3 separate regions of the Homo sapiens genome follow, and regions 1 and 3 are each linked to region 2. A link is a loop called in an ENCODE intact Hi-C map of the cell type or tissue named here. Cell type or tissue: endothelial cell of umbilical vein. All regions are shown on one strand. Each heading gives the region's core, and the rest is flanking DNA. Links, peaks and the distances in the headings are about the cores only. Region 1 overlaps LINC02390 (long intergenic non-protein coding RNA 2390). Region 2 holds the start of LOC101928030 (a long non-coding RNA gene). Region 3 has its middle 100 kb from the start of LINC02367.

What was found. A loop is a pair of places that touch in the nucleus more often than their neighbours do. Peaks named below come from ENCODE experiments on the same cell type or tissue, not always from the same donor. Only the 100,000 strongest peaks of a DNase experiment are listed, where the experiment ranks them.
Region 1: it touches region 2 in a loop (4-fold over the local background); 5 of 110 quality-filtered maps call a loop at or near these places.
Region 3: a loop joins it to region 2, with 20 times the contacts of the local background. A loop is called at or near these places in 7 of 110 quality-filtered maps.

What each region holds. Positions count from the first base shown.
Region 1 is chr12:9,705,587-9,711,777 of GRCh38, reverse strand. It overlaps LINC02390 (long intergenic non-protein coding RNA 2390), which reads right to left. Exons shown (of 2, transcript XR_931347.3): 2 at 860-2,906. It also overlaps a transcript of CLECL1 not described here. Among named protein-coding and RNA genes, the nearest start is that of LINC02390, 5.3 kb to the right of the region's middle. RefSeq lists an enhancer at 973-1,062 and a silencer at 4,130-4,229. In endothelial cell of umbilical vein, for the core only: a CTCF peak has its summit at 3,388 (motif pointing right); a DNase peak (open chromatin) is centred at 3,417.
Region 2 is chr12:9,375,245-9,381,435 of GRCh38, reverse strand. It overlaps LINC02367 (long intergenic non-protein coding RNA 2367), which reads right to left. Exons shown (of 4, transcript NR_120479.1): 2 at 5,350-5,578. LOC101928030 (a long non-coding RNA gene) reads left to right here and starts at 14. Exons shown (of 2, transcript NR_120481.1): 1 at 14-84. RefSeq lists an enhancer at 2,211-2,713. In endothelial cell of umbilical vein, for the core only: no CTCF peak of the experiment used is centred there; a DNase peak (open chromatin) is centred at 2,705.
Region 3 is chr12:9,466,159-9,472,349 of GRCh38, reverse strand. It overlaps the pseudogene OVOS1P. Among named protein-coding and RNA genes, the nearest start is that of LINC02367, 100 kb to the right of the region's middle. RefSeq lists a silencer at 3,044-3,093. In endothelial cell of umbilical vein, for the core only: a CTCF peak has its summit at 3,146; a DNase peak (open chromatin) is centred at 3,159.

The DNA of each region.
Region 1 (6,191 bases), core at 816-5,815, 330 kb before region 2:
CCAGAAGACATTGCCTAGGAAGTAAGCACAGATAAGAAGAGGTACAAGGACTGGGGTATTCCAAACTTTAGGGGGTGGAAAAAGGAAAAGGAACCACAAAAGAAAGCTGAGAAGGACCACTGCAAAAAAAAAAAATAATAATAATCTGGGGTGGGGAGAGGGTTTCTTTTAAAGAAAGAATATCAGGGAGGAAGCAATCAAGTATGTGAAATTCTACTGATAGTTGAGTACGGTGAAAACTAAGAAGAGATTTTTTTTTTTTTTTAAATAACTTACTCTCTGAAACCAGGCAAAAGCAAAATTTTCACAGAAGCTTAATAATATGAAGTGGAAAAGCTCTAAGTAGCTTTAATGAAGAGCAGTTAACTCCACAATCAGCTTGTTTGACCAAAGCTTTTAGATTAAGTAGCCAATGCAATTCTGAAGGTAGAAACAGAACACCAACCTTCTCTGGAACCCAGAATAAGTATAAGCCAGAAAATTACCCATTGTTTCTCTTAACAGTTCTGGCTTGAATGTGAAATGGGAAAAGTTCCCTTATCCCCTTGCAGGGTGTGAGATGGGGGTGTGGCTGGCTTCTTCAGTGCCTCCCTGCTCAAACCTCTAGGGGAGCTTACAGGCGGGCAGGCTGTGGGGTTCAGATCCCACAGCAATGTCTAGGGGTGAATGTTTGCAGCTGAAGCCCCAGTAGGCATGTGTTACAGTGTGCTCTTTTAGTTTTGCTCTTCTAGTTTAGCCGCTCTAGGTGCCTTGTGTTAGTCAACTCAATTAGACCCCTGCCTTATCACAAGGACAGTGGACTTTCTGTATCCTGAGGTTCTTGCCTTGGTGTACTGGAAGAATCAGATCACATATGGGCTTGGAGAATGAGTGCAAGGTTTTATTGAGTGGAAATAGCTACCAGCAGATGGGAGAGTCAGAAGGGAGATGGTTTTCCCCTGAAGTCAGGCTGCTCAGTGGCCCAGACTGTCCTCCAGCTGCCCCAGCCAAACTCTGCATTGTTCTGTCAGTCAGTGGCCTACCAGCATGCTGGTGCCTGTCAGTGTGTTCCTCTCAATGTCCAGCCACCTATGTGTTCCTCTCCCTGTGTGTTCCTCCGCTGATGTGCTCCTCTTGATGTCCAGTTGCTTCTGTATCTGCCTTGCTAGGGTCTCAGGTTTTTGCAGGCACAGGATGGGGGCATGGCAGGCCAGGGTGGTCTTGGGAAATGCAACATTTGGGCGGGAAATACCTGTTCTCAGTTAGGTCCGTGAGTGTGGAGCCCTAGCCAGGACTAGCCAGGGTATGGAGCCCTAGCCAGCCATGTTCTTCCCTTCCTAGCACTCCCATATTATTTCCCCTCTCTGAAGAGGTGTATCTAACTGCCATGAGAATATGGACAATGACTGGTCTTAGCTGCTTCCCACTGACAGGGGGCATTCTTTTGGGGTAAACTGCTGTCGGATGCTTCCGAGAGGTCTACCTGGGGGTTCCTAGCAAAGCGGAGCCATCATCTGAGGCTCTGGTTGCCTGAACATTTGGAGTTTGATGGCTTCCAGGCATGAGAGAAAAAACAAGTTTTATAAGGTTAAGTATGCATGGGTTAAACATGTGTATTATTAAAGGAAAGAATTTAGTGCCAAATATTACAGACATAAGAAGAAAATATACTAACAATAACATTGTACCCCAAGTTGTTTCACTCTGTTGAAAGAAATGAAACCTTGCACAGGAGCAAATAAACTTTACCAGAGAGATAACTGTTCTTGAAATATCTTTAGCAACTAACAGGTGTACCCTGGGAATTCTAGGGTTTGTGGGGTTGCATGGTGGCCATTAAAGCTTTTGCTCTTTTGCGTATTTCCTCTCTCTTCCTGGGCCTCCCTGTCTGTATTATAAAAGACCAAGGTAGCCACTTTCAGGAGGTCCTCTAATGTACTAGCTGATCCCAGGGATCGTTTCTGCAACTTCCTCCTGATATCAGGAGCTGCCTGAGTAATAAATTTATACTAGCCTTCCACTATGCACACCTGAAAGTGTGTGCTTCTCCAGTCTTCCATCTCATCATTGGGATGCCATTTAGGGTCATTCACTGGTACTGCTTCTCTTCCAGTTGGAGAATATTCGTCCCCTTCCCTGACGCTATATGTGATACAAAGCTCATTCCTAAATCTCTCTGCTGCTTGCAGAGTGGACTGTTTCTCAGTGTCCATCAGGGTCTGATTCAAAAGTAACATAATGTCTTTTCAAGAGAGTTCAAATATTTGGGTGAAATTCTGGAGAGCCTCTATCTATAAGGGTCATCTGAAAACCTGTCAATATCCTCCTTAATTTGCTTTAAGTCCTGTAGGGAGAAGGAGACCTGGACCTTACTGGGCCCAAATTCACTGGGCATCTGTTGGAGGGGCAGGAGTGAGACTGGGGCTTGTTTAGAGTGAGGATTTCTAGGAGGGGGCAAGTGAGAGGCTGAAGCTGGATAGGGAGGTTGGGATAGACCTGGAGGAGCAGGGCTTGAGGGAGCTGGCTCCCCTGTTGGGGGTGCCTCTGGGACTCATATCTTTAATTCTCTAGGCTTGCCCCTTGCAGCCTTCCCTAAGATGGCAAACAGGAGGGCTAGATCTATCTTACATTGTTAGCCAAGGTCTCGATTGCCTTGCAAGATATAGAAAGCCTGCATATATGTGGCCTCAGACCATCTGTCCTCATGTCTGCAGAAAAGTTCCAACTGCCAAGTGGTATTGAAATGAATGGTTCCTTCCTGAGGCCAACTCAGTCCTTCCTGTAAATCATAATTTGGCCAACCCTTTGTGCGTAGGGCTATGAGGTGTTTTTCCTCCAGATTCTGAGGGTCAAAGCCGTCCCAATGGTTCAGGATACACTCCAGAGGAGTATAAGCTGGAAGTGGTGAAGAGAACTGGTTGCCCATTCTGAAAGACAGGGAACAGAGGTGTCCATCATTCTCTTCTTTCAGCAAATACTCAGGGTGTGATGGAGAGAGAAAGCCAGTGTCCCCCTTCACTTTCCACCTTTTGTCCCTGAGACCCAGTGACCTTGACCTTGGCAAGTGACATAGGTACCAATGCGGTAGGTACCCATGAAGTAGAGAAAATCCGGAGAATAGGAGTTAACTGCCCTTATCTATGCCTTCTTTTCTCCCTGCTGTTGGCAAACTTTGAGTTCCCTGGGCCTGTTTATGTCACGAAGCAAGGCCTCCTTCCATGGGGTGGAGGTTTCAATTGGCAGAAATTGGCTGCCCATTTATATTGTGCCCGTTGCCTGGCTTTGGATCCCTCAGACCTGGTTTTCCTTTTTAGGACCTCAGCCTGAAGCTTGGAATCAAGTTTGGGACTGAAAAGGCGTTTCAGAAGCTGTTTGTGTCCATTTAGAGAGTCTCAAGTATGCCCTGCTGAATTTGCAGTTCTCAGCCAGCAGGGGTCGTTTCACCGTTAACTTCCCTATCAGAAACAGTGTTAGAATGGGGAGCCCTCTCACTTAAAAAACAGAAAAATAGCTTAAGGGGCAAAAATGGGAGAGATTCTGAGGGAAGAACCACTTGCTTAGTGCAAGTGGGCCCTCCTAATCCTTATAACTTTCCCATTCTTCCCCCAGTTCAGACCAGATTTAATTCCTTGGCCAGGGGAGGGAATGTTCCATTGGCACGGCAGGTAAGAAGCACCTTGTACAGTCCTGGTTACTGCCCCAGCTTCCTCCCACCCTCCTCGTGGCTGCTGAACTTGGCCTTTGCCTGCTGTGGGCACACCCAGGCACCCGAAGTGGGAGGAAAAAGGGTAACGGGAGGTGCCCTGAGCCATGTGTACCTGTGGCTGTCGACATGGAGGCATACATGGCACCTCCAGGAACAATTGGTCTGACTTGCATCTTTGTTGACTGAGCCAAATGCTCATTTTACTTAGTAAAATTGCTGCAGCCTGTAACAAAACTCTTAACACTATAAAGAAAGAGATAGCCATTTTGAACCATGTGAGAGAGAAAAGAGACAAAGAGAAAACAGAGCATCTTACCCACAGAAAGAGAAGTGGCAGGGTTTTGGAAGAAAAGCAGACCCCATAGTTTTGTATTTGCTCATACTCAACTTCTGAGATCCTGGAAAAGCCCCCATTTGAAATGGGAAAAGTTCCCTTGCCCCCTTGCAGGGCATGTGATGGGGGTGTGGCTTGCTTCTTCAGTGCCCCACTGCTCAAATCTCTAGGGGAGCATACACAGACAGGCAGGCTGGGGAGCTCCAACCTCATGGCAGTAGGGCAGAAGTGGAGCCCTAGCCAGAGACCACACCCTCATCTACCTAGCACTTCCCTTCCCCCACTGCATATCATTTAAAGGGACCATGTTCTTCCCTTCCCAGCACTCCCATATCAAATGTATGTGTAAACATTTAAGAAATCTTGGCTTTAATTCTAATAAAATGATAAAATTACTATGTAATTTTAGATGCTAATACTTCTAATTTTGTATAAAACTTTTATAATCTTTATCCTTCATAATTTTTAGATTGGTGAGATTTGCCAGAACTTTAAACTGGTATCTACTGCATGCCTACATCGTAATTTTATTTAGTCATTTTACTAGAATTAAAACTAAAATTTCTGGTACTCCAATTAACCCTTCAGCTTTTTCAAATGAACATAAAATACATCTATGCACATAAATTAGAAAATCTAGAAGAAATGGATAAATTTCTGGACAAATACACCTTCCCAAGACGGAACCAGGGGAGAAATTGAATCCCTGAAAGACCAACCATGAGTTCTGAAATTGAGCCAGTAATAAATAGCCTACCAACCTCCCCAGAAAAGCCCAGGACCAGATGGATTCACAGCTGAATTCAACCAGATGTATAAAGAAAAGCTGGTACCATTCCTACTGAAACTATTTCAGAAACTTGAAAGAAGTGACTTCTCCCTAACTCATTCTATGAGGGCAGCACCATCCTGATACCAAAACCTGGCAGAAATACAAACAAAAAGACAACTTCAGGCCAATATCCTTGATGATCATATGCAAAAATTCTCAACAAAATACTGACAAACTGAATCCAGCAGCACATTGAAAAGCTTATTCACCACGATCAAGTCGGCTTCATCTTTGGGATGCAAGGTTGGTTCAACATACACCAACCAATAAATGTAATTCATCAGATAAATAAAACTAAAGACAAAAACCACATGCTTATCTCAGTAAATGCAGAAAAGGCTTTCAATAAAATTCAATATCCCTTCATGTTAAAAACTCTCAATCTACCTGGTGTTTAAGGAACAGGCATCAAAATAATGAGTCATATATGACAAATCTACAGTCAATATCATATTAAATGGGCAAAAGCTCAAAGAATTCCCCTTGAAGACTGACACAAGACAAGGATAACCTCTCTCACTACACCTTTTCAACATAGTATTAGAAGTTTTGGCCTGGGCAATCAGGCAAGGGAAAGAAATAAAGCATATTCAAAGAGGAAGAGAGGAAGTAAAATTGTCTTTGTTTGCAGATGACATGATTCTATATTTGGAAAGTCCCATCATCTCAGCCCAAAAGCTTCTTAAGCTGAGAAGCAACTTCAGCAAAGTCTCAGGTTACAAAATCAATTTGCAAAAATCACTAGCATTCCTACACACCAGCAACAGGCAAGCAGAGAGCCAAATCACAATTGCTACAAAGAGAACAAAATACCTAGGAATACAGCTAACAAGAAAAGTGAAGGGCTTCCTCAAGGAGAAGTACAAACCACTGCTCAAAGAAATCAGAGAAGACACAAACAAATGGAAAAACATTCCATGCTTATGCATAGGAAGAATCAAGATCTTGAAAATGGCCGTACTTCCCAATGCAACTTACAGATTCAATAGAAAAATACCTATTTTAAAATTTATATGGAATAAAATTTATATGGAATAAAAAAGAGCCTGAATAGCCTGAATAATATTAAGCAAAAACAGCAAAGCCAGAGGCATCACACTACCCAATTTCAAACTATACTACAAGGCTACAGTAACCAAAACAGCATGGTACCAGTGCAACAACAGACACATAGACCAATGGAACAGATTAGAGAATTCAGAAATAAGACCACACACCTACAACCATCTGATCTTTGACAAACCTGACAAAAATGAGCAATGGGAAAGGATTCCCCTGTAAATAGTGCTGGGAGAACTGGCTAGCCATATGCAGAAAATTGAAACTGGGACCCTTCCTTA
Region 2 (6,191 bases), core at 516-5,515:
CGAGACAGGAGCCCAAATAACCAAGAACCGGGAGCTGAATGTGAGAGGTGGGCTCCAAAGGATTCGGCCACCAAGGTGGAGAAGGTATGTGTGCAGAATGGGAAGTAGTCAGGTTTGGCTGACACATTTAGCAGGCATTTGGGGAGACATGGAAACTGAGGCTGGAATGATCCACTAGGGCCACGTGTGTAGAAGGTCAGGTTCAGGCATCTGAATCTCAGTCGGTATCAACAGAGTTGCTTCTTGGTGCCGAGCAAAGGCTCACAGGCTTAGGACCAGGATTCAGGAAGTGGTCTCTTGCAGCAAGGGGCTGAGTCCACCCTGGGAAGGCCCATCCCAGCCTGACGGTGCACCTCAAGCTCACATCACATGACCACATGCGTCAAACAAACCACATGCATGTTCTCACATGACCATATCTATGTTCCCACAACCATATGCATGTTCACACATAACCACGTGCATGTTCACACACAACTATATGTATGTTCACAGGACCATATGTATATTCACACAGCCATATGCATGTTCACATGACCATGTGCATCTTACATGCCACCATATGCACATTCACATGTGACCACATGCATGTTAATATACGACCATATGTGTGCTCAGGTGACCACATGCATATTCACACATGACCACATGTATGTTCACACACTTAATGATTCACAGCTTTATAAGACCTGAGACAGATGTGCGTTTTGGGAGATCCAGCTTCACGGTATGGGCTCATCTTGTCCACACATGGAGACTAGGCCTGAACTATCTCTGAGAAAGTTGCCTGCCAGTTTAGAGCAGGGCTTGGGAAACCTTTTCCATAAAAAGCCAGTTAGGAAATGTTTGAAGCTTTGCAGGCCATGTGATCTCTGTTGCAACCACTCAACTCACTAAAGCAACCATGGACAATACATACATGAAGGAGAATATAAAGGTGCATTCTGATAAAACAGGAGCTGGCCATAGTTTGCCCAGCCTAGTCTAGAGTTTGTAGCCTCTTTCCAGAGCCCAAGTGCCCCCTCCAGACACAGACCCACTCCAACTCCAGCCAGAGACCCAGGCCTCATTCGTCAGAGACTGGGAATGCTCCTTCAGAAGGACACCCCTCCAGGCCTGAGGATCTGTCCACTGTGGGAGGCCTGGAGCTACTCGTTCTCCACCCAACTTGGTGCAAGCTGACCCCGTCAGGCCCTGCCACCGTTAGTTATCCTTGCTGACCACCCTCGGCATCCTCTCAAGCAGAGGCTGCCCACTTCTCACGTTCTATGCCACAGGGTCGGGCACTGCACTGGCTCCTTCCAGCCCCAGAGAAGCCCCTCTCCACAGCCTGTCACTCAGGAGCCCTTGCACATCCAGCTGAGCCCAGACAATTTCTTTAGGAAACCACCTCAACACTGAAGTCCAGATCGCAGGCCTGTCCTGGAATGTTCTCCTTGCAGCCTGTTCTTCACTTATGAGACCACACTGCATATTGGACTACAACCATCAGCCTCACCATCTATCTCTTCCTTCACCTTCTCCCCCTGTACCAGGCCATGAGCTGTATGGGAGAAGGAACTCATCACAGTGCCTGGCCCGGGAAGGCTATTCATAAACATGCAGTGAAAGAATACACAGGCTCTTCCAACAAGAAGAGAGACTGGACCTTACAAGACCCAACAGGAAGGCACTGTCTCAAAACCAGTGAAAAATACCAAGGATCTAGATAAGAGGGTGCAGTGGGAAATGAAATAGTGGGGTCTGGGGAGACGCCCCATATTTGTCAATGACTCATAATCTTTCTCCCGAGATCGCTCCTCCACCCTTGTGTTCAGCTCCACCAACACTTACACCAGCCACTGAAGCCAGAAACCTGGGAGACTTCTGCCCTCATCCGGCCCCATCTAGCCAAAGACCAGAACCTGTCATTTCAACCTCATGTTCACCTCACTGCCCTTCCCACTGCTCCTGCCTTAGTTCAGACAACTGCCCTCGCTCCCTCCACCTAGTTCAAGCCCAGCTGACTGGGCCAGCGGCCCTCAGGCCTGCCCTTCTCCATCCTGCCACGTCTGTCCTCCACAGGCAGAACAGGGAGCTGTCATTTTAAAGTGCAGGTCTGCTCTGGTTGTTCTCCTAATGAAACCCTTTGGGGGCTTATCGGATCCTTCCAGGCCCTGGTCCAGACTCCTTAGCATGGGCATGCAGGACAGCCCTCCATGATCGTCCCCTCCCTGAGACCCCTCCTGCCCTCAGCACCCTGTGTTCAAGCCCCAGCTCGCCCTGTGGTGTCACACTCAGCCCAGCTCCCCTGCCTGGGGTGCCCTGCCTGGTGTGCCCTGCCTGGCCTAGGAACCAGGAAAACCTGCCGGCTTCCAAGACTCAGCTCAAGCACCTCTTCCTGCTGGGTGTTTTCTGAGACCCCTCCTCTCCCCACTTTCCGGGGATCCCACAGTCCCCTGAAGAGCCTTCTGCCCCAGCGTTTGACCTCACTGTTTGGCCCTGTATCTGTTTCCACGGCTGCCTCACCCTTTTAGACCACCAGCTCCTGCAGAGCAGAGCCCCATATCTCAGTTGGCTTTGCATTCCCAGTGCCTAGCACAGAGCCTGGCTCCCATGAACCAGGTAATTTTCAATAACCCTCGAAAATTCACTGGAATCCTGGACAGTGCAGAGGAGGCACCTGGGATGGGAGAATGTCTGCTGCCCTCTCCTGGGGCAATGTGAGACATTGTCGTAAGCCCAGACACCTCCCTCCCGGCCTTACAAAAACAAGGGCAGGAAGGGGAAGCTGGAAAAGGAGCTGATGGAGAATGGGGGAGATGGATGTTGTCTAAGGAGACAAACTAGATTGAGAGGTTGCTGAGACTCTGCCAGCTCCCACACTATTCCCACGTCCATGGGCGCAGGGGCCAGGTCAGTGCTTCCAAAGGAGGCTGCATCCTTAGTGGCTGTGGCTCCCTCCAACAAACCCTAAATGAGATCTTCCTTCTCAATGTCACCTGTTGTCGTGTTGTTGTAACTATCACTGCAGCTTTTATTCACTTCATTGGGTAATCACTGAGTTTTTCCTCCATTGCTGTAGAACATGTGGCTTGCTCTTGTGTGTAAAAAGACTGAATTTAACCGCTGGCTTTTCCTGATTTTAACTCAGCTTCCTACTGTTAGGAGGTTATTTCTAACATTCTGGGTTTCTCAGCTTTCTGTCAAAACCCAAATACCGTCGTTCCTTAGTAATTATTGGGGATTGGTTTCAGGATCCTCCCTTAAAGATACCAACAGCGCAGGTGCTCAAGCCCCTGATATAAAATGGTGCGGCATTTGCAGACAACCTATGCACACCCTGCATGCACTTTCAATAAGCTCTAGATTACTTGTGATACCTAATTCAATGTAAATACTATGTCAATAGTTGTTTAGGGAATTATGATAAAAAGAAAAGCTTGTACATGTTCAGCACATATGCAATGTTTTTTGAATAGTTTTACCAAACATGGTTGAATCTATGGATGCAGAGCCTACAGATACAAGACACGCAGGTGGGGAGGGCTAGCTACTCTGGTTAGGATCCCCCAAACCCCACTCTGTCCACTGCTTCAACAGGTCAGGTGATGTCATGTGCCCCTCCTCGAAAGGAGTAGCATTATCTCAGCTCCTCTGGGGGCTGCAGGTCTAATTGTCTGCATCTTGACACCTGGAAAGTTTGCCCAACACCTAACACAGGACGTGGATTAGGGGAAGGAGCTTGGGACTGTAGATGGATATTTGTGAGGGACCGTAGATGGATATTTGTGAGTGATGTGCATAGAGACAGCCCCCTGCAGAGAAAGATCATCTGTTGTTCACCTTTGAATCCTCAATCTCTGTTGCACAGGGCATTCAGTAAACATCAGATGTCTGTGGAACAAATGCATGGATTGTACATAAAAGAAGCAAAAGGGACTACCTTCTCATGGTGTAGAAATTTAGAGCTGCATGACACATTTAGCCCTAAATTTAGGAATCCACCCCTCTAGGCAAGAAATACCTTTTCCAATGAACTAATGATCTCTCCACTCCTTTCCCTGAAGAGTTTACTGAACAATGATCAGGAGGGCACCATAAACCTTATTTTCATGTCAAACAGTACCTGTCCTCCAATGGTTTATCTATTTGGTGAGACATGATACAAATGAAGAAAGATTGCTCCCCATCCTCAGAAAGTCTGTAACCTCACCAGACGAGGCATCCGTCTCACACTTGCTTCTCCAGAAGGACTAGAGAACCACAGGAGACCATGTGTACTGAAAGGTTGAATGCACAATCACTTAGCACTGAAAATATGCAGCACAGAAAATAAGTGTTTGTAGTTGGGTGGCACTATCAGGGCAGGCTTCCTGAAAGAAGCTGGCTTTGAACTGCCCTAGGCTGGGAAGAAGTTGAAAAGAGAACAGAAAATTCATTGGTCTGTGGTCTGGAGGCACCCTGGGTCCTCGGACCCTGAGTCTCAGCCAGAGATCCTGGTGGGGAGACAGAGGTGTGAAGCCATCGACCACCCTGCCCATGTTCTCACTCTTCAGAGTGTGGCACCAGGGCAGAAGCAGCAAAGATGACCACTGCATACATTCCAGCTCCCAGACAGAGGTGCACTTGGCTTCTGATGCACAAGGCCCCGTTCAACAAAATCCATGCCTTTTCAGGGTGCAGGATAATAGAGTGAAGTGCGTGTGGACCGGAGAGAAGTGCTGCCCAGGTTAATGGCACCAGCTCAGAGCATCCTCAGGGAAGCCAGCACGTTTGGAGAAGATTGAGGGACGAGGCCATCTAATGAGCCAGAAGGTCCCTGAGAGATGAGGCGGCCTTGGCCTCTGGGATTCCCTACCCCTCATTCACAGAAGCAGCTTGGTCCGTGGAGTTAAGCAGCACTGTTCTGAAATAATAATGAACAGCACGCCTGGCATGCCTCCTGTCAGAGCCCAGTGAGGTGGGCAGGCCAGTGCTGTCTCCCCAGCACCTGCTCCTACCCCAGCCAGCAGCCCTGACCCTTCTGACAAACCCCAAAATGCTCCAACCACTATGTGGTTTCTCACCATCTCCAGCCCAAACTCTCTGCTTCCAAAGCCTAGTGGATCCACCCAATGGACCTCACCTCCCGCAGTCCCAGCACACGCTGCTTAATCTGAGAGGAGCCTGCTCCCTGCGCGGCAGCGTGCATGTTGACCTGGGGGCTTTCTCGCACTGTTCCCACCACCTGAGATACCTGCTCCCTTCTACCCCGAACAATGGTAGGAAAAAATCAACATGGACTTAGAATCAGAAGAGCCAGCTTCAAGTCCTCCACTGAAGAGAGAGTGCATATTCCCAAAAAAGAACATAAACTTAGGATCTTACAGTGACAGAGGTCCGATGTCCACAGTCAGTCTCCGAGGGCTGAAGTCACGGTGTCATCAGGGCTGGCTCACTCTGGAGCTCCAGGGAGACGTTGCTCCCTTGCCTTTCCCAGTTCCCAGAGGCGGCGTGGGTTCCTTGGCTCATGGCCCCGCAGCACATGGACCTCTGCTTCTACGGCCACATCTCCGTCTCTGACTTTGGTCTTTCTGCTTCCCTCTAATGAGGACTCCTGTGATTACATCAGACCCAGCCAGGTAACCCAGGAGAATCTCCCCATCTCAACATCCTTAGTTGAATCACATCTGCAAAGTCCCTTTTGCCAGGTAAGGTAAGAAACTCACAGTTTTTACAGATTAGGTTGCGAACATCTTTGGGAGGCCATCATTCAGCCTAGCACAGTGAGATATATATGTATCTTTACTTTCTGTTTATTTTTAGTGACAGGGTCTCACCATGTCGCCCAGGCTGACCTCAGACACGTGGGCTCAAGTGATCATCCTGCTTTGGGCTTCCAAGTAGTTAAGACTACAGGCAGATGCAACTATGCCTAGCTTCTATCTTATAAATCAATAAGAAAACAGTTTGATTTTTTAAATGGGTAAAAGGCTTGACCAGGCACTTCACCAGAGAAGTATACAAAATGGCAAAAAAAAAAAAAAAAAAAAAAAAAAAGTGCCTGAAAAGATTCAGAACATCATTATTCATTAGGGAAATGCAACTTGAAACCACAACGGTATCCACACTAGAACAGGTGAAATCAAAAGACACATCTGCGTTGGCAAGCCTGCAGAGCAGGGGAACTCTCACACGGTGCTGACGGACATACAAGATGGCACAGCTGC
Region 3 (6,191 bases), core at 735-5,734, 91 kb before region 2:
ATGGGAGCTCACTGAAGCACAGTTTTTAACTTCTCTAAGCAGGAAGAGAGGGGTGAACAGTGCTTGTGATAGGGTGTGAGGATAGTCAGTCCATTCTAGGAGCAAGCAGAAATGGGTTATAAATTATTTGTTCCTGTTTTCCATGTAACAATTTCCTTCCTTTGATGTGGAGACAAAACAGAAAGAATGTTTGCTTTGGTAGATCATCTTCAGAGTCCCTCTGTGCTTAAGGAGGTGTATGCACATTGGAATGTCCTGACATGAGTGTCCAGGGTGCTGTTGTTGCCTTTTTTGTTGCAAACTCTTGTCCTTGAGGTGTTTGCCTTCTGATTTGAACCTAATCAGGGTATTGAATACTGTGGCTGCTAAGAGATCATATTTTGCATAAGCTGCTTTTGAGAGAATGGTGAATGATTGACTCCTCAGAGAAAATGCCTAGCAGACCTCTGCAGATGGAGAATTCCTTATTTCCCGTATGTGTCATTCCCAGTTCTTTGTCTAGAGAGTCAAGTATTGAACTAAACGATATTTCAGGGTCTTCTCTCTCCTCCAAGTCAGTGGTGAAATGGAAAAGCAGGGGCTCCAGAACCAGCCTGATCAGTTTCCATACCAGCTCTATGAGTCAGGACCCTGCAGACTTGGGCACGTGACTTCATCTCTAGGCCTTTCTTCATCCGTGTCATGAGGGTAACAGCGCTGATCTTGAACACCATTGTCATTATTGAATAAAAATGCACAAAATGTGCTGAGCTTTGCTGGGCACATAGATGTCCCACAAGACAATTTCATTGCCTTGATTCGGGTGTCTAGGTGCGGGCGGGGGATGATATGGAGGGTGGCAGGTAGGGAGCGTCCTTATAGCTGTAGTCAGGGAAAACTGAAATAGTCAGTTGCTTCTCCGAGAGCAGCCGTGCCACCTCTGAAGCACCAGTAACTGGCAGGGCTGTCTGTCCCCTTTGGGCTGCAACCTGGCTTCAATTCCAACCCTGACATTGTGTGCTTCTGAAGCCTTCTCCTCTTGTTTTGACACCTGAAGTCCCCCTGTATATCCTAGACTTCTCAGTCTACCAGAGCATTCACCTTACTTTCTTCATCCCACCCTGCCTTTGATAATGATGCCTAAGTCCCCGAGACAGGAGGAAGTCTTCCCCAGAAAGGTACTATAGCAGCACTTATACCCATGTTTAATGTCCCAGAAACCTTGTGTTCAAGTAATGCTTTCTCAAGGGTCTTATGTCTTTTCTGTTAGAGCTTCAGCCCCGTTCTTGTGTTCTGTTCTAAGTGAATGAAACGAACATGACGCTGTAGACATTGATGGGTTTGAAGGCCTAAAACGAACAAGTTTTGTTGAACCAAGATTCTTTCTCGTCTTTGTCCTTTTCATGCTAAGGAATTTCCTGTCTCCATTTCTTCTGTTCCCACCCTACTCTACACCCTCATGATTCCCTAACAGGACCACTTTAACAGCCTCCCAACACCCTCTTCCTCTTCTCTATACGATTCTGCTCTTAGCAGCCAGATTCTCTTTAGAACACGCATGCTGGAACATGCCACTCCTTGCTTTAAACCCCTCAGCAGCTCCCTACTGCTCTTAGGGTCTCAGTCTGCTCCCATATTCTCACTCACCCAACTCAGAATGTCCTGACCTCTGAGGCCTCTCACCCTTAGCCTACACCACTTCCTGCCCCTCTGGGAACTGCAGTCACACTGGTACTTTCTATGACACAAAGAGACCCCCACACACACCATGTGGAAGTCTTCTGCCCTTGCCCTGTGTGTTCCTAGGCTGGCTCTCAACTTCGGGTCTGAGCTGGAGCATCACCTTCTCAGAGAAGCATCCCCTGATGGGCCTAAGGGCTCCTCCCCAGTCATTTGGTCTCAGAACTCCCCTCAACTTCCTCCCTTTTACTTAATTTGCATTTAACTGCTGATTTGTCTTTCCCCCACCAGAATGCTAACTTCTCAAGGGTGGTAATCTGTTTTTCTTGTCCTCCCCTGGATCCCCAGCCCCTAGCAGTGCCTGGTAATAGTAAGTCCTCAATATATAGTTGCTGAATGAATTTATGATTACTTTTTGTAACAGTGAAAGATTGCAAAGAATCTAATTATTCAGAAATAGGGTATTTACCAAAACAATTATGATAGAATTAGTCAGATGTGGTGGCTCACACCTATAGTCCCAATGACTCAGGAGGCTGAGGTAGGAGGATCACCTGAGCCCAGAAGGTTGAGGCTGCAGTGAGATATGATCACACCATTATACTTTAGCCTGGGCGACTGGTTGAGGCCCTGTTTTTTTTTAAAAAAAGTTATGGTAGAATCATGTGATTGCCTGTTATGCTGTATAGAGGAATATATTATGGAATGAAAAAAATTACTAGTCCTATTTTGTGAAAAAAAAATCTATCAACATTTGGTTGTTTTTTGTTGTTTGTTTGTTTGTTTGTTTGGTTGCTGTTTTAAAAAAAGACTGCAAGGACAGCTACCAAATATTAGCAGTGTTATCTCTGGGATGAGTGATTTTTCTTCTTTTCCTTAAAATAAATTGTGTATTAAGTATTTCCTACAGTGAAACAAGTATTGCTTTTATAGTGCAAACATGATTCTAAGCAGAGCTGTGCAATGCTGACCTGGCATGGGGTGGGAAGAAGGGGGTTAGGGAGGCGGTGCTTAGGGTCCAGAGTCTGAGTTGGCCTCATTCTGGTTTCAGCTCTGGAAGGAGTGAAGAATGAGTCCCCGGAGCCCATCCAGTCCCTCATGGATGACATACTGAGGGCTCAGGAAGATGCCCCCTTGCAACCTGCCTCAGCTTCCAGGCTGAGTCACCTAAGCAGCTTCTTTCAGAAAGCCTCTTGTGCCACAGGCACACTCAGGAAGAAGTACATCTTCAATTGAACAAGAAATAATATGAATAAAAAATGTAAAGAATAAAAAATGCACTGCCACACTGGTGGGGCAGGAGGGTGAAAGTCGTGCCCCTCACAATAGGTAATGTCTATAAAAGGACAACCGAGGCCAGCACCAAAGTTCACCTGCAGAAGGCGGGTCTGTCTCAACACCAGCTGCCAGTCACTGTGAACCTTTAGAATTGGGGCTGTAGCTTCTTCCAGTTGTTTGCCCAGATGTCAGTGAGACCACTCCATGGCAGACAGGGGGAGCTGTGTGTCAGGGAAGTCCCAGCCACTAGGACAAGCCGCACTCCAGGCAGACGTTTCTGCTCTTGTGCAAAGAACAGCGCAATCCATTCAAGTTCACAGGGGCAGGTGGCACTTGAAAATGTCAGGGTCAACTTGCAGGGCAGAAGTTAGCAGGGAAGTCTTCCTGGGGGAGTGGGAGAGCCCAGCAGAGTTTAGGAGGAGAGAAGGGCGACATCGGGGCAATCCTCTGAGTCTCTCTTTCCTCCTCAGGAACTGTTCAGGAAGACCCTGCAATCTCTCTGCAGGCTCATGGGAGCTCCCAGAACTGAAGCAACATACAGATCCAGGCCACTCTAAGCTCTGCCTGCATTTTCACAGGGCACATTCTTGTGTATATGTGTGTGTGTGTGTTTGGTGCGTGTGTGTCTGTGTGTGTGTTCTCTTCTTAATAAAACCAGCAATCACTGGACTAAGTAGGGCCCACTTTTATCCACTGAGCTCCCCTTACCTTGGTAACATCTGCAAAGACCCTATTTTCAAACAAGGTCGCATTCCGGGTTCTGAGTGGACATGAACTTTTTCAACCCAGTACATCTGGGAACAGAGCAGTCAAGGGTAGAAGAGATCAACCTGAGGATGAGGTTTGGATGCAGAGTTTTGAGAGAAGGGTGATCAGAGCTAGGGTCTAAGCAACATTGGTCTGCTCCCTTGGAGGAGAATTTTCCCTTTTTCCTTCTGCCCTTTAGCCAGTGCTGCGGCCACCTCCTCTCTCATAGCTGGCATTTAAAAGCCAAATGGATGCCACAACCTTCTAATGCATCTAGATATGCAGCAAAAATATTCAAAAAATTCCAGCAAGGTCAAAATAATCTCAGGCCTAGATTTGCCACCAGTGCCCTCTTCTGGGCAGCTTTATTTTATAGTAGTGTCACAAAACACTTGTTTGTCAATATATGTATTTGTGCACTAAGTGTCACCAGAAAATATATTTATGTCTGTTGGTTACAGCCTAAACAGTTTAAGAAACCATGTTTAGATGTTTTCCCAGTCAGGAAAGGCCAAACTAAAAAGGGGTGTGTGTGTGTGTGTGTGTGTGTGTGTGTGTGTGAAAAAGAGAGATGGGGGCCCCCATTCCACTAAGAAGAAGGCCAAACTAAAAAGGGCTGTGTGTGTGTGTGTGTGTGTGTGTGTGTGAAAAAGAGAGATGGGGGCCCCCATTCCACTAAGAAGATGACAGAGGCCGTGCAGGTTTTTTCTCTGTGATATCCCCTCCTCCTACAAATCATGCCCAGAGGAGGGATCTTGAGGACCTGCCCCTGCCTCCCCAGACCCATCTCCACACCCAGGCCATCCTGGGCAGAGGACAGCAGAGCTCACATCTCTGTGGAGAGCAGACTGGGCTCACTGCAGGCCTCTGTGTCATTGTTCATCTTCACTTCATAAGTCTCATTCTGAGACCTCTCCTGACACACCATGGCTATCTGGCTCTCCTGGGAAAAGCACTTACAACATTCAAGATAGAGAAAATCATCAGCAGCTGCCAACCCTCCTCCCCTTCCCTCAGCAAGTAAGGCATCACGCATGCACATATGCACACATGCACAAACACATGAACTTGTGTATATACACACACACAGGCACACACACACATGAACATGCATGCAATTTCTGTGGCCTCATTTTCTTGTGATGGCTGATGAAGGCATGACGCCATGGAAGTGTTAAGATTAGGGAGAGGGTTCCATGTGGGAGGATGTCTGGTGTGGATCCAAGGAGATCTGAGTCCTGACTCCAATTCACTTACCCTCTGGCCCAAGTCACTTAGCCCACCCCATGCCTCAGTTTCTCTTTCTATGAAATAGGAGTGACATATGCCCTGCCTGACTCAGAGGCCTGTTGTGAGTTACAAATAAAGCAACAGATAAGACGGCGCTTTGAGACTGGGAAAAGTCAGCTTTGACCTAACGGTCCTGGGCTGTGCCATAAAGGGCAGGGTGGGCCTGTGAGGAGGCCCACCTGTGAGGGCCTGCCCTCCCACCCCTACCTGCAACAGCTGAGCCTTTGGGCATTAGTTTGGCACAGCTGAGATGTCTGTGGTATCCTGTTTTGATGGTGCCCTTGATTCTGACACCAGCTCCCTGCAGTAAAGGCACAGAAAGGAAACCTCACCTAGGAGGGTTTGCTCTCCCAAGCAGAGGGCAGTGAGCCGGAGTCCCTACTGAGCCTGAATCCTTCCTGAACTCCTGACCTGCCTTTTACCAGAACATGTCTTTCCCTATGGGGACACAGTCCTCTGCTCACTGGGTCCTGTCTTCTTCAGCTCTGAGCCATGAGCTCTTCCTTTTCCTGTTTGTGCTCAGCTCAGTGCCTCTCTCCATCTTTATTCCCAGACCCCAGAAGGCATTAAGGGAAGATCCCAGTCCATCTTCTTGGAGCTGAGAGCTGGATCAGTGCCCCTGGCTTTGAGGCAGGGTAGGGGCAGTTCTCTCTCAGGGAGGCCTGCAGATCGCCACCTGCCCCACGGTGGGAAGGAAAGATGACAGGTGGGAGCTCCAGGTGGATTGGGAGGGGAGGGAGATGGAGTGGGCTTTGGCAAGGCATGGGGGGATAAGCTTGAGATGCAGAGTGGCAGCAGGCAGGCAACAGCATTTCTGGAGACCACCAGGCACAGGACGTGCTGGCCTGTCCTCAGGACAAGCAATGCCAGGGCCTGAGCTGCCCTTACCCTTCAAGACGAGGCCCGAGAACTGGAATGTGGGCTATGCTTTTCTTCACCAAACTGAAGCTTGGCACCCTGAGTGTTGTTTGTACCAACTGCAGTAGGCAGACAGGGAACCAACGCTTCCTGAGCACTGACTGTGTGCTGTGCACTGTACTGTGTGCTTTCTGTTTGTTTGTTTCATGGAGAGATGTATCTCTGGGGAGAGGGAAATCCCCTGAGAATCCCCCCTCTCTCCAAAGCCCCCGCCACCCCAGGTTCTCTAAAAATCCCTCTCCCCTTATGTCACAGAGAATAAAGCTTCACGGGAAAATGCCCTTAGAAAGGGGGATTTA